2 separate regions of the Homo sapiens genome follow, and region 2 is linked to region 1. Evidence: chromatin loops called from intact Hi-C (ENCODE). Cell type or tissue: endothelial cell of umbilical vein. All regions are shown on one strand. Each heading gives the region's core, and the rest is flanking DNA. Links, peaks and the distances in the headings are about the cores only. Region 1 holds the start of TMEM184B-AS1 (TMEM184B antisense RNA 1). Region 2 overlaps PLA2G6 (phospholipase A2 group VI).

Region 1 (5,361 bases), core at 295-5,294:
CTGGCTGAGCCACGGAAAGAGTTCCTCAGCCAGGTTTTCCCGATTCCCTACGGGCGGACCCATGGTGCCCATAACATCACTAGTATCACCATTATCTAGAAAGCAAATAAATCTAAGCCCTAAGACCCCTTCTGAGGAGCTGGGGGAGGTTAAATCCAATCCAAAAGGCTCAACTAGTGTAGCTGCAAAGAGGACGAGGAGCCTGGAGTGGGAACCGTGATCCGTGAAACCTGCAGCTTCTGCCCCAACTGGGGATCTGAGTGGGTCTTGCAGGGGAGCCCCAGGCAGCCCACACCATGGGGCTGCCATACGGAGAGGCCCGCGTGATGGGGCAGACGTGCAGTCCCACTCTCAGAAAGCCCCACAGAACGTCCCTGGCCCTGTCATCCCGCCTAGAGAAGTGGGACTGGCACCTTCTGGGGAAAAGGGAAGAACGGCAGTTTGCATGAGTTCCAGTTATGAGCCTAGCAACAGGCTGGTGTTTCCCTGGGTCAGCTCACCTGGTACTCATGACAGCCCCCTGACGTGGGTGCTGTCATTATCCCCATGGTACAGGTGAGGAAACTGAGGCAGAGAGAAGCTGAAGCAGCAGCAGCAGCAGCAGCAGAGCCCAGGCCAGCAGGCCCCAGAATCATCACCTGACCATACCCTGGACCAGTCAGCAGTTCCCAGGCTGGGCTGGACATCAGAACCCCCAGGGAGCTTTAGACATGTGCCAGGTTCCAGGGCTCCATTCCAGAACTTCTCCTATGGGCTAGGGTAGTGGGTGGTTGATCTGGGAATCTCTACTTTAAGTAGGGAATCTCTCCAGAAGGTCTGGATATTGAGCACTGGCCCTGAGGAGTCAAAGGCCTGTCTCTGTGCCTCTAGGACAAAGCTGTGGGGTGTGCTCTCTCGCCCTGGTAAAGAAAGGAAGAGGCCTCTTTTGTTCTCTTTCTTCTTATATCTCTCCCTGCCACCGCCAGGAACAAGAACAGAACATCTGAGCCCACAGGGCTGGGGAATAATTTCTAACAAGGCCACACTAGCTAACAATCATGAAATCAAAATTTTGTAGACAATATAATCATCAAACAAGGCAGTGAGTCACAGCTGGCCGGAACCTGGGTGGCTGCACCAACTGGTAAACAATGGCTCTCAATGCCCCACCCTGAACCCAGGATAGTTTTAACTCTTTCCCTGCAGGTCCAGTGGTGAGATTCTGAATTTAGGAACATGCTAGGGAAGGAAGGTCTGGAAGCAGAACTGGAGACTTGGCATGTTCAGGTGGAGGCTTTGTGGGTGTGCCCGCCCTGTGGCCTGGGCCCTGCACAGAAGGGAGCAGCAGGCCCCGCCCTCCAGGGCCATCGTGACTTGGCTGTGGGTTTCATGTACTTTCGTGACTACTCTTGGCGAAGCTGGAGGGGCTGACATGACAGAGCCCCTACGGAGCCCCAGAGGAGACTAACGCAAGGTCATGAAGAGTGGGCGTGATCCCCTCAGACTCTGCCTCCCTGAACAGGAGGCCGTGGGCTCCACCACGCCGGGCTGAAAGCTCTACATCCATGACCTCATCTGATCCTCACAACCATCTCTAGAGAGGAGTATCATTACACTCATTTTACAGTGGAGGAAACTAAAGCTCAGAGAGGGTAAGCCAATTATCCAAGGTCACAGAGTCAGAGGAAAAGCTGGAAATCAGGCTCAGATGGTCAGACACCCAGGCCCACACACTGAGCGACCCCACCACACTGCCCCCACCCAGGCTACTCTAGACCACAGGGAGGTCAGCCCAGGAAGCTAGAGCAGCTGGATTGCCAAGGCTACTCTAGACCACAGGGAGGTCAGCCCAGGAAGCTAGAGTGGCTGGATTGCCAAGGCTACTCTAGACCACAGGGAGGCCAGCCCAGGAAGCTAGAGCGGCTGGATTGCCAAGGCTACTCTAGACCACAGGGAGGTCAGCCCAGGAAGCTAGAGCGGCTGGATTGCCAAGGCTACTCTAGACCACAGGGAGGTCAGCCCAGGAAGCTAGAGCGGCTGGATTGCCAAGGCTACTCTAGACCACAGGGAGGTCAGCCCAGGAAGCTAGAGCGGCTGGATTGCCAAGGCTACTCTAGACCACAGGGAGGCCAGCCCAGGAAGCTAGAGCGGCTGGATTGCCAAGGCTACTCTAGACCACAGGGAGGTCAGCCCAGGAAGCTAGAGCGGCTGGATTGCCAAGGCTACTCTAGACCACAGGGAGGCCAGCCCAGGAAGCTAGAGCGGCTGGATTGCCAAGGCTACTCTAGACCACAGGGAGGTCAGCCCAGGAAGCTAGAGCGGCTGGATTGCCAAGGCTACTCTAGACCACAGGGAGGCCAGCCCAGGAAGCTAGAGCGGCTGGACTGCCAAGGCTACTCTAGACCACAGGGAAGTCAGCCCAGGAAGCTAGAGCGGCTGGATTGCCAACCAGGAAATGCAGGGAGAGACGAAGAGACGGCAGAGGCCTGTTCTGGCGTGTGTCTTTAATGCCAAAACCCTCCTGCCCCCTAGCTGCAGCTGATGAGAAGTTTTCAAATGGAGGTTCTAGAATCCCCACGCACTTCTTCTGATTTTCACACACACTGAGACTTGGTCACACGAGCAAGAGTCTGGGATCAGCTCTTGCCCACAGTGCAACAGACACTCCCAGGATGTCGGTCGCTGCCCCTCCAAGCACACCCTGCTAATGTGGTATCTGCCTAACAGCTTCGGGGGGTGGGTGCTGGGGGCCTGGGGTGCCTCATAGGAAAGGGGACCTCTAAGGTGGGGCCCAGGGCAGCCCACGGCAGGGCCTCCCAGACCCCGCCCTGCTCCTCCTGAGCTAGGCAGCTGCTGGGGGCACACACCTGTTTGCAGAACCTCAGAAATCCGATGGAATAAGTCTTTCCCCAGAGGCAGCAGGTGCCATACATACAGCTGGACCTGGAAGAGACAAGCATAGCAGGCAGTGGCAGTGAGTGAAGAGCCAGGACTTGGGAACAGTGGGGTGGGGAAGGCCGCCCTCCCACCCATCCAGACGAGCTGGGGCACACATTCTGGGCAGACTTTGAACCCGAGGCCAAGCACAGGGAGAGGCATGGCAGGGCATCCGCACATGCCATAGGCGGAGGGACACAGGGCTGCACTGGCCCTGGGGTGACAAACCAACTTGGAGAGCTCTGAATGTAAAAACTGCAGGAGGCAGAAACAGACAGGAAAGCACTAAGACTGAGACAGGAAGAGACAGAGAGAGAAAGACTGAGCCGCAGAGGCCCTCCTAAAACGCCCAGAAGAATGGCGTTGCTCAGGAAATGTGGTGAGGCACAGCAGGTCAAGGTCACGGGCAGACATGGTCTGTGTCCAGCTGGTGCCAGGACGGCTCGAGGTACACCAGGCCCAGGAAACGGGGTGGTTTAGGGCTCTGGGAAGACTCCATACTCACTCAATGGGTTTTCCTCTGATCTCCGACATGATGGAACTTTCTCCTCCTAGGTACTCATAGCACAGGCTCAGGAAATTATAGATGACCAAGGCTGCGAAGAGAGTGTCCAGGAGAAACCAGTCAAATCAGCAGAATGGGTCCGCAGATGCTGGGATTCTAAACAGCAATGGAGGTGAAAGAGCCACAGCTGTGTGTGGCAACAGGGAGGAGGCTGGGGGACATAAGGTTGTGCAAAAGGAGCCCGTCAAGAACACAGACATCTGACCTCCCACTCCTAAGTTCAAAACCCGGCACACCTAAATTATCTTATCCCGGGATGCACCCCTGCACTGGCGTAATACTATGAAGGGACTGTCGTGAGTTCAGGGTTATGTGGGGAGGCCAGAGGAGGCTGAGGTAAGGGTGGGTACTCAGGAGGTTTGGGAGGGCTGGCAGTGTCGACCCTGGGGCGAAACAGTATTGCCTTTATTAGTTTTTCCGGGCGCAGTGGCATGCGCCTGTGGTCCCAGCTACTGCTGCGGCAGGAGGACGTCTTGAGTCTGGGAGTTCTGGGCTGTAGTGTGCTACACTGATCTGGTGTCTGCACCAAGTCTGGCAGCAGTACGGTGACCTCCTGGGAGTGGGGGATCACCAGGTTGCCGAAGGAGGGGTGAACCAGCCCAGGTTGGAAACAGAGCAAGTCAAACTCCAGAGTGGGATCGCACCTCTGAACAGCCACTGCACTCCAGCCTGGGCAACATAGCGAGACCTCATCTCTAATGTATTTATAAATAAATATTTGTCTTACATACTTGTGTGTTACAGGTCACAATTTTATAAGATAACAACAAAACAGTCTCTGTGAAAATCTTGGGAGAAATTCCAAGCAGGAGTGAGAGGGAAGAACCTTCATCCAGTCAACAACCTGTAGCGGTATCCGGAATACGCACAGCACTATGAGCTACAACAAAGCACACGGCAGCACACAGAACACAGTAAAAACCTTGGGAAGCTTGGGCTGCTCATTCTAAATTGGGACTCGGCTCAACATCTCCACAAAGACCCAAAATTTGCCACCGGGAGTGATGGCACAGCAAGTCTGCTGTAAATGTTGATGCTATAAATACAGCAACACGCTGTAACGGGTCTCCTGGTCAGGTGGTTCCTTCTGGGTCAGCAAAATGAAGGCTGCTGCCTGCAGGGTGCTAGAGGCAAATGGACATGCCAGGATGGAGGAGAGTGTGGAGAAGGCGGGGGAAGGGGTGCAGCAGACGGTACCCAAAATGAAAGAACGCAAGAGGAAGAGCCAGGGTGAGGACATGGGAATGAGGATGGGCATCCAGTAAAGGCACAAGGCCAAGGGGAGGGGCAGAACAGGGTCAGAACAGGTCGAGGGAGCCACGGTGGCCCTCCAGCCAGAGGGCTTCTTCTCATCTGACCCCGCCAGCCCCTGCAGTACAGAGTCCTTTTAGGCTCCCTGGTGCCGCCCAGCTTGGCACTTGATCTTTCAATGGGTGACCTGGTCCCTGCCCAAGCTCCCGCCACTCCCGAGCAGCACTAATGCTGCACTTCTCCCCAGAGCAGGTTCTCTTATCCTTCGGTGCTTCTGCACTCCCAGATCCCAGAGGTTCTAGCACCCTTCCCGCTGTACTCTCAGGATCCATCAACCCCAGCTGGGATGGCACCCAGTGTGACAAGTCCCCGGTGACCATCGTGGAGGTGAGTGCCCTCCTACCCACGGAACCTGATTTGCAGACACTTCCCACCCTGTGTCACAATGACTGGTCTCCCCCTCTCGCCTTCCTCAGGACACAGGTGCCACTCATGGCACACACGGGGCACACCACAACAGTTTCACTGACTGAACTGGAGCGTGGAAAGCCCTGGTGATGTTTTTTAGGCAAAGCTGGCCTTCAGCGATTTGGAAAGGAACACATTTGCGGCATTTTATGCTACTCACG
Region 2 (5,361 bases), core at 230-5,229, 58 kb before region 1:
TAGGGTGACTCTGTCTCAAAAAAAAAAAAAAAAAAAGAGGCCAGCATGGATCATTTCACTTCCGCAAACAAAATCAATGTCCCCCCTCCTAGATACCAAAAGGTGACCAGCATCATGTCACACTCTATCGGAGCAAGGGGATCATCGGCATTGGTCTAAATCCTTTGTTTCCTGCTACCACAGGTTTCCCAAAGAGCTCCGAGAGACAGCACACAAAAGCAAGCTCCTTGGAAATGAACGAACTGCACCTTCTGCAGGGGCAGGTGGGGGAGCCCCTGCAGAAGATGCCATTCGAGACTCAGGAGCAGCAGTGTCTGGGTGGTAACTTTACGCTGCATATTCAGAGTCATAGTTTCTGCCATGGAAATTGTCCCCAGTGTTGATGATGGAATTAGATACCTTGTTATTTCCTAGGTTCCCAGAAAATACACTGCCTTCCTAAGGTACTGTCACCAAAGCCAGGCGCCAATCAGACGGAGGCCGCCCTCTGCCTCTGTGCCAAGATGTCACCAGACAAAAGACACTAAGGACAGAGTATGGGTGCCCTGGGGGAGAGAGGACATCTGAGTGGACACTGGGTCACAGCCACATTCTTCCCTGGCCTATGTGCTGAGCACAGGATCAACCCTGGGGACAGAAGGAAGACAAAAGCAAGGGGCCCACTAAGAGGCACATGAAAAGGAAAAAAGATCAATACTAATAATTATACCAACAAGGCACGGTGGTTCACGCCTGTAATCCCAGCACTTTGGGAGGCCGACTCGGGCGGATCACCTGAGGTCAGGAGTTTGAGACCAGCCTGACCAACATGGAGAAACCCCGTCTCTACTAAAAATACAAAAAATTAGCCAGGCATGGTGGCGCATGCCTGTAATCCCAGCTACTTGGGAGGCTGAGGCAGAAGAATCGCTTGAACCTGGGAGGCGGAGGTTGCGGTGAGCTGAGATGGCGCCATTGCACTCCAGCCTGGGCAACAAGAGCGAAACTCCGTCTCAAAAAAAAAAAAAAAAAGATCATAACAACTGAAGAAAAGTTCGCAGTGTCCCATTACAAGGCTCAGTGCCATCTCTCAATGATGTCTATCTGGAATGTTCTTCCTCTCCTTTTCTGTCTGAGAAAGCCCTGATCCTTCTTCAAATCCAAGCTTGGTTCTCGTGGTTCTCAGCCTCCTCCTTAAAAATGTTTTTGTTGTTGTTGTTTTGAAACAGGGTCTGGCTCTGTTGCCCAGGCTGGAGTACAGTGGCTCAATCATGGCTCACTGCAGCCTCTACCTCCTTCCACCTCAGCCTCCTGAGTAGCTAGGACTACAGGTGTGTATCACCAGGCCTAGGTAATTTCTTCCAAACAATTTTTATAGAGGCCAGGCATGGTGGCTCATGCCCGTAATCCCAGCACTCTGGGAGGCTGAGGAGGGCAGATCACTTGAGGTCAGGAATTTGAGACCAGCCTGACCAACATGGTGAAACTCCGTCTCTACTAAAAATATAAAAAAATTAGCTGGGCATGGTGGTGGGCACCTATAATCCCAGCTACTTGGGAGACTGAGGCAGGAGAATCACTTGAGCCCGGGAGGTGGAGGTTGCAGTGAGCCAAGATAGCACCACCGCACTCCAGCCTAGGTGACAGAGTGAAGACTCCGTCTCAGAAAAAAAAAAAAAAAAATTATAAAGACAGGGTCTTACCACGTTGCTCAGGCTGGTCTCGAACGCCCGGGTTCAAGCGATCTGCCTGCCTCAGCCTCTCAAAGTGCTGGGATTACAGGTGTGAGTCACCGTGTCTGGCCTAAAATGTTCTTGATACACCATCACCAGATGCCAGGTTCTCTCTCCTTGCTCTGGGCTCTCCCTCACTTTAAACACATCTGTACTATCACAGCCCAGCATGTTACAACTGCCCCTCCTGCCAGACGGTAAGCTTCGTCATCCTCCTACCAAACACTCCTGTGCATCTTGCTGGCACCATCCTGAAAGCTTTACGTACATTAATCATTCTGTCTGACAACCACTCTATGAACTGGTTACTATTATTATCCTCATTTTACATATGAGAACACCAAAGAACAGAGGGGTAAAGTCACGGGCCCAGGGTCACCCAGCTAGTGGGTGGAGCAGTGAAAGCTGGCACCCAGATGGGCTGGCCCAGAGTCTGAGTTTCTCAAAGGCAGCTGCTCGTCTTTTCATCTCCGTCCACAAGCTTGGCTCACAGAAAGTTTGTCAAAACAAAAATTTAACTGAGTAAATATTATGCATAGAAAAAACAAAGCCTGATAGAAAACAAACCAAGATAGACTGACAGAAAACATGCCATTGAGTAGATGAGGGTGCTGGGTTTATGGGCTTTTGTTTTTTCCTTTTCCCTATTTTCCAGATGCTATGTAAAGCGATTATAGTTTTCAAAGGAAGTAGCAGTATAGGCTGAGCCTCTGGGGGCTGCAGCCGGGAAGATGGGGACCTGTGGGACTCAGGCCTGGCCTGGAAGAGCGCAGAGAGGCTACCCCGAGGACGGGCCCACAGGGACGCGGAGGGGTGCGCCCAGGAAGGGCAGAGAGTCAAGAGCATCCAGCACCCATGAGCCTCAGATTGAGGGAGAAAGTCACCAGGGGTGCAGTGAAATCAAAGAAAGATTCCACACACCCCTTCGTCAATGGCCCAGCCTGTGTACCCCCCACCAGAGCCTGGGGCTAGGGGATGCCCCCCACACACCCACGACAGCATGGCCACAGAAACGACAGGCTTGGCTGGCATCCAGCCTTCAGGGTAGGCAGGAGGACGAGATGACGCAATGGAGGGAAGGTGTCTGGGACACAGGCCGACTGTGGGCACACAAACAGTGGCCATTGTTATCACTAGGTGGAAGAAAGGAAATGACAGCCACGGGGCCACATCCTGGAACACTCACGGCATTGCCAACCAGGAAGGCGGGCCAGCAGGGAGAAAGTGCTCACACGTGCTTCCTTCTGTCCCTGCCACCTTGGACCCTGGAGCCTAGGCTCTTCCCAGCACAGCTGCAAGAGGGGGATGGTGGATGAGGGCCCCCCGCATCATGCCTCACTTCATCTCTCCCCCTGGCTTCTCACAGCGTCCTACCCTTGACCTTCCCGTGGGGTAGACAATCACTTTTCCCCACTGATGACCGGCCCCTCCTCCTCCTTACCTGGGCTTCTCCCTGCACCCCCAGGATGCCCAGGTCACCTGACACAGACCGCACCTCGGCTGTGTCAAGCAGCTCTCTCAAACACCACAAGCAGAAAGACAAAGACCCAAGACCTTTGGTGGTGGGGGTTGACAGTGACAATTCTGCCTGTCCAAGCCAGGCAATTTCCAGGTACCAATTTTGGTGCCCCTGCTGAGGGAAGCCAGATATTTCTGGCCGTTTTCCTTATCTCTGCTCACCCATCCTCTGTCAAAACCAAGCTTGCCTGCTGGGTTCATTGAGGGAAGACTGACAGAGAGTGTGCTGGTGTGAGGGTCCCCTGGAGGAGCTGAAGGACGGGAGGAACAAGTATTATTATCCCATCTTCCCATCTCAGAGATCAAGAAACTGAGGCCCAGAGAGGCCCTGAATTGTACATGTTCAAAGGGCAAATTAAGGCCGGGCACAGTGGCTCGTGCCTGTAATTCCAGCATTTTGGGAGGCTGAGGCAGACGGATTGCTTGAGCCCAGGAATTTGAGACCAGCCTGGGGAACATGGCAAAACCCTGTCTCTACAAAATATAAAATAAAATTAGCTGGGCATGGTGGTGTGCGCCTGTGGTCCCAGCTACTCGGGAGGCTAAGGCAAGAGGATTGCTTGATCCTCTTGAGGTCGAGACTGCAGTGAGCCAAGATTGCACTACTGCACTCCAGCCTGGGAGACAGAGCAAGACCCTGCCTCAAAAACAAAACAAAACAAAGGGCAAATTAAAGTTGATGTCCACCAAAAAACAAAAACAAACGGGCTGGGCGCAGTGGCTCACGCCTGTAATCCCAGCACTTTGGGAGGTTAAGGCGGGCGGATCACGAAATCAGGAGATTGAGACCATCCTGGCTAACATGGTGAAACCCCGTCTCTACTAAAAATACAAAAAAAATTAGCTGGGCGTGGTGGCGGGTGCCTGTAGTCCCAGCTATTCGGGAGGCTGAGGCAGGAGAATGGCGTGAACCCGGGAGGCGGAGCTTGCAGTGAGCCGAGATCATGTCACTGCACTCCAGCCTGGGCGAGAGCGAGACTCTGTCTCAAAAAAAAAGAAAGAAAGAAAAACAAACGAAGAAACAAAAAACCTCGAGTGGGAACAGAGGGAGATTGGAGCCAATGGTAGCATCTCTGATGAGTTCCCTGGAAGTGACTACCTGGGTTCATAAAACAGTCAACAGAGAGACCCAAGACCAGTCCCTGTCTCGCCAAGTGCACGGTCCCCTGAGGGAAGGACCCCTAAAGGGGATGACTTTTTAGCTGAACTTTCCAGGAAGAACAGGAGTTTGCCAGCGGGGGAAATGGCGAGAGGCCTTCACAGCAGATGAAGCAGATCAGAACACGGAGGAAGGCAGAGATCAGGGGCTTGCTCAGCCCACCCATGAACGGTGAGCATTTTCACTGGGACTGGACGGCTCGAGAGGGGAAGGTGCTGAGAGGAGGGGCCGTGGTTAGTGCTGTGATCAACGTGAACACAGGTCACCTGGAGCCACTTGTCCAGGGCTGCTATGTCAGTCACGCCCCTCGCCATGCCCAGGGAAGCTCCTCTCATGACGAGGAGCCAAGCCCCGGAAGAAGTGCAGTAGAGGACAAGGGACCAAGAGGGTGGCTCAGAGCGGGTGGTGAGGGAGAACTCAGTCCCAAAAATCTGGTTCCTCCTCAGCTACGAATTCCCTGAAGGACCCTGGGCAGGTCTCAGGCACGGGAGGAGCGGTCCCTGCCCTCTGATTGCTGCTACCTGCCGCAGCTGCCAGGCCCAGGCAGTCCCCTCTCCTCCCCTTTGGAAGGTCTGTGTGAAAACTGCTTTTCTGTAGTGAAAGGGGCCTGCACTTGCGTCCTCCCTGGAATGCGCTCTCCAGTTCCTGCTGGAGCCCCTGCTCATCCTTCAAGGCCCAGCTGCCCCCTCTGAATGCTCAGAGCACCAGAGTGCCCTTCCAGCCTGCACGGTTCCCAACCCAGCCTGACACCCCTCCATGCCCACTGTACGATGCAAATCCAGCTGCAGGTCTCCCTGCTGACCCTGGCCAGTGGCGCCCCATGACCTCCCAGGGAAAGCCCAGACTCCAGCATCCATGAGAGCTGGCCCAACTCACCCCTCCAACTCATCCCTCACCTCTACTCCAGCCACGCCGCACCATCGATCTTCCCAGAACACGTCAAACTCGTGTCTCAGTGCACTTGGGGATACC

The links. Hi-C counts contacts between places; a loop is a spot of excess contacts. Peaks named below come from ENCODE experiments on the same cell type or tissue, not always from the same donor. Only the 100,000 strongest peaks of a DNase experiment are listed, where the experiment ranks them.
Region 2: a loop joins it to region 1, with 5 times the contacts of the local background. A loop is called at or near these places in 16 of 110 quality-filtered maps.

What each region holds. Positions count from the first base shown.
Region 1 is chr22:38,227,823-38,233,183 of GRCh38, forward strand. It overlaps TMEM184B (transmembrane protein 184B), which reads right to left. Exons shown (of 9, transcript NM_012264.5): 4 at 3,422-3,512; 5 at 2,847-2,922. TMEM184B-AS1 (TMEM184B antisense RNA 1) reads left to right here and starts at 3,498. Exons shown (of 2, transcript NR_186700.1): 1 at 3,498-3,593; 2 at 4,226-4,426. It also overlaps the pseudogene RN7SL704P. RefSeq lists an enhancer at 1,162-1,892. In endothelial cell of umbilical vein, for the core only: a CTCF peak has its summit at 2,527; DNase peaks (open chromatin) are centred at 1,089, 2,459 and 3,269; H3K27ac peaks cover 3,501 bases.
Region 2 is chr22:38,170,179-38,175,539 of GRCh38, forward strand. The region is part of intron 1 of PLA2G6 (phospholipase A2 group VI); the gene reads right to left. Among named protein-coding and RNA genes, the nearest start is that of PLA2G6, 9.0 kb to the right of the region's middle. RefSeq lists an enhancer at 3,932-4,076 and a cis regulatory region at 4,004. In endothelial cell of umbilical vein, for the core only: no CTCF peak of the experiment used is centred there; DNase peaks (open chromatin) are centred at 2,203 and 2,853; H3K27ac peaks cover 3,180 bases.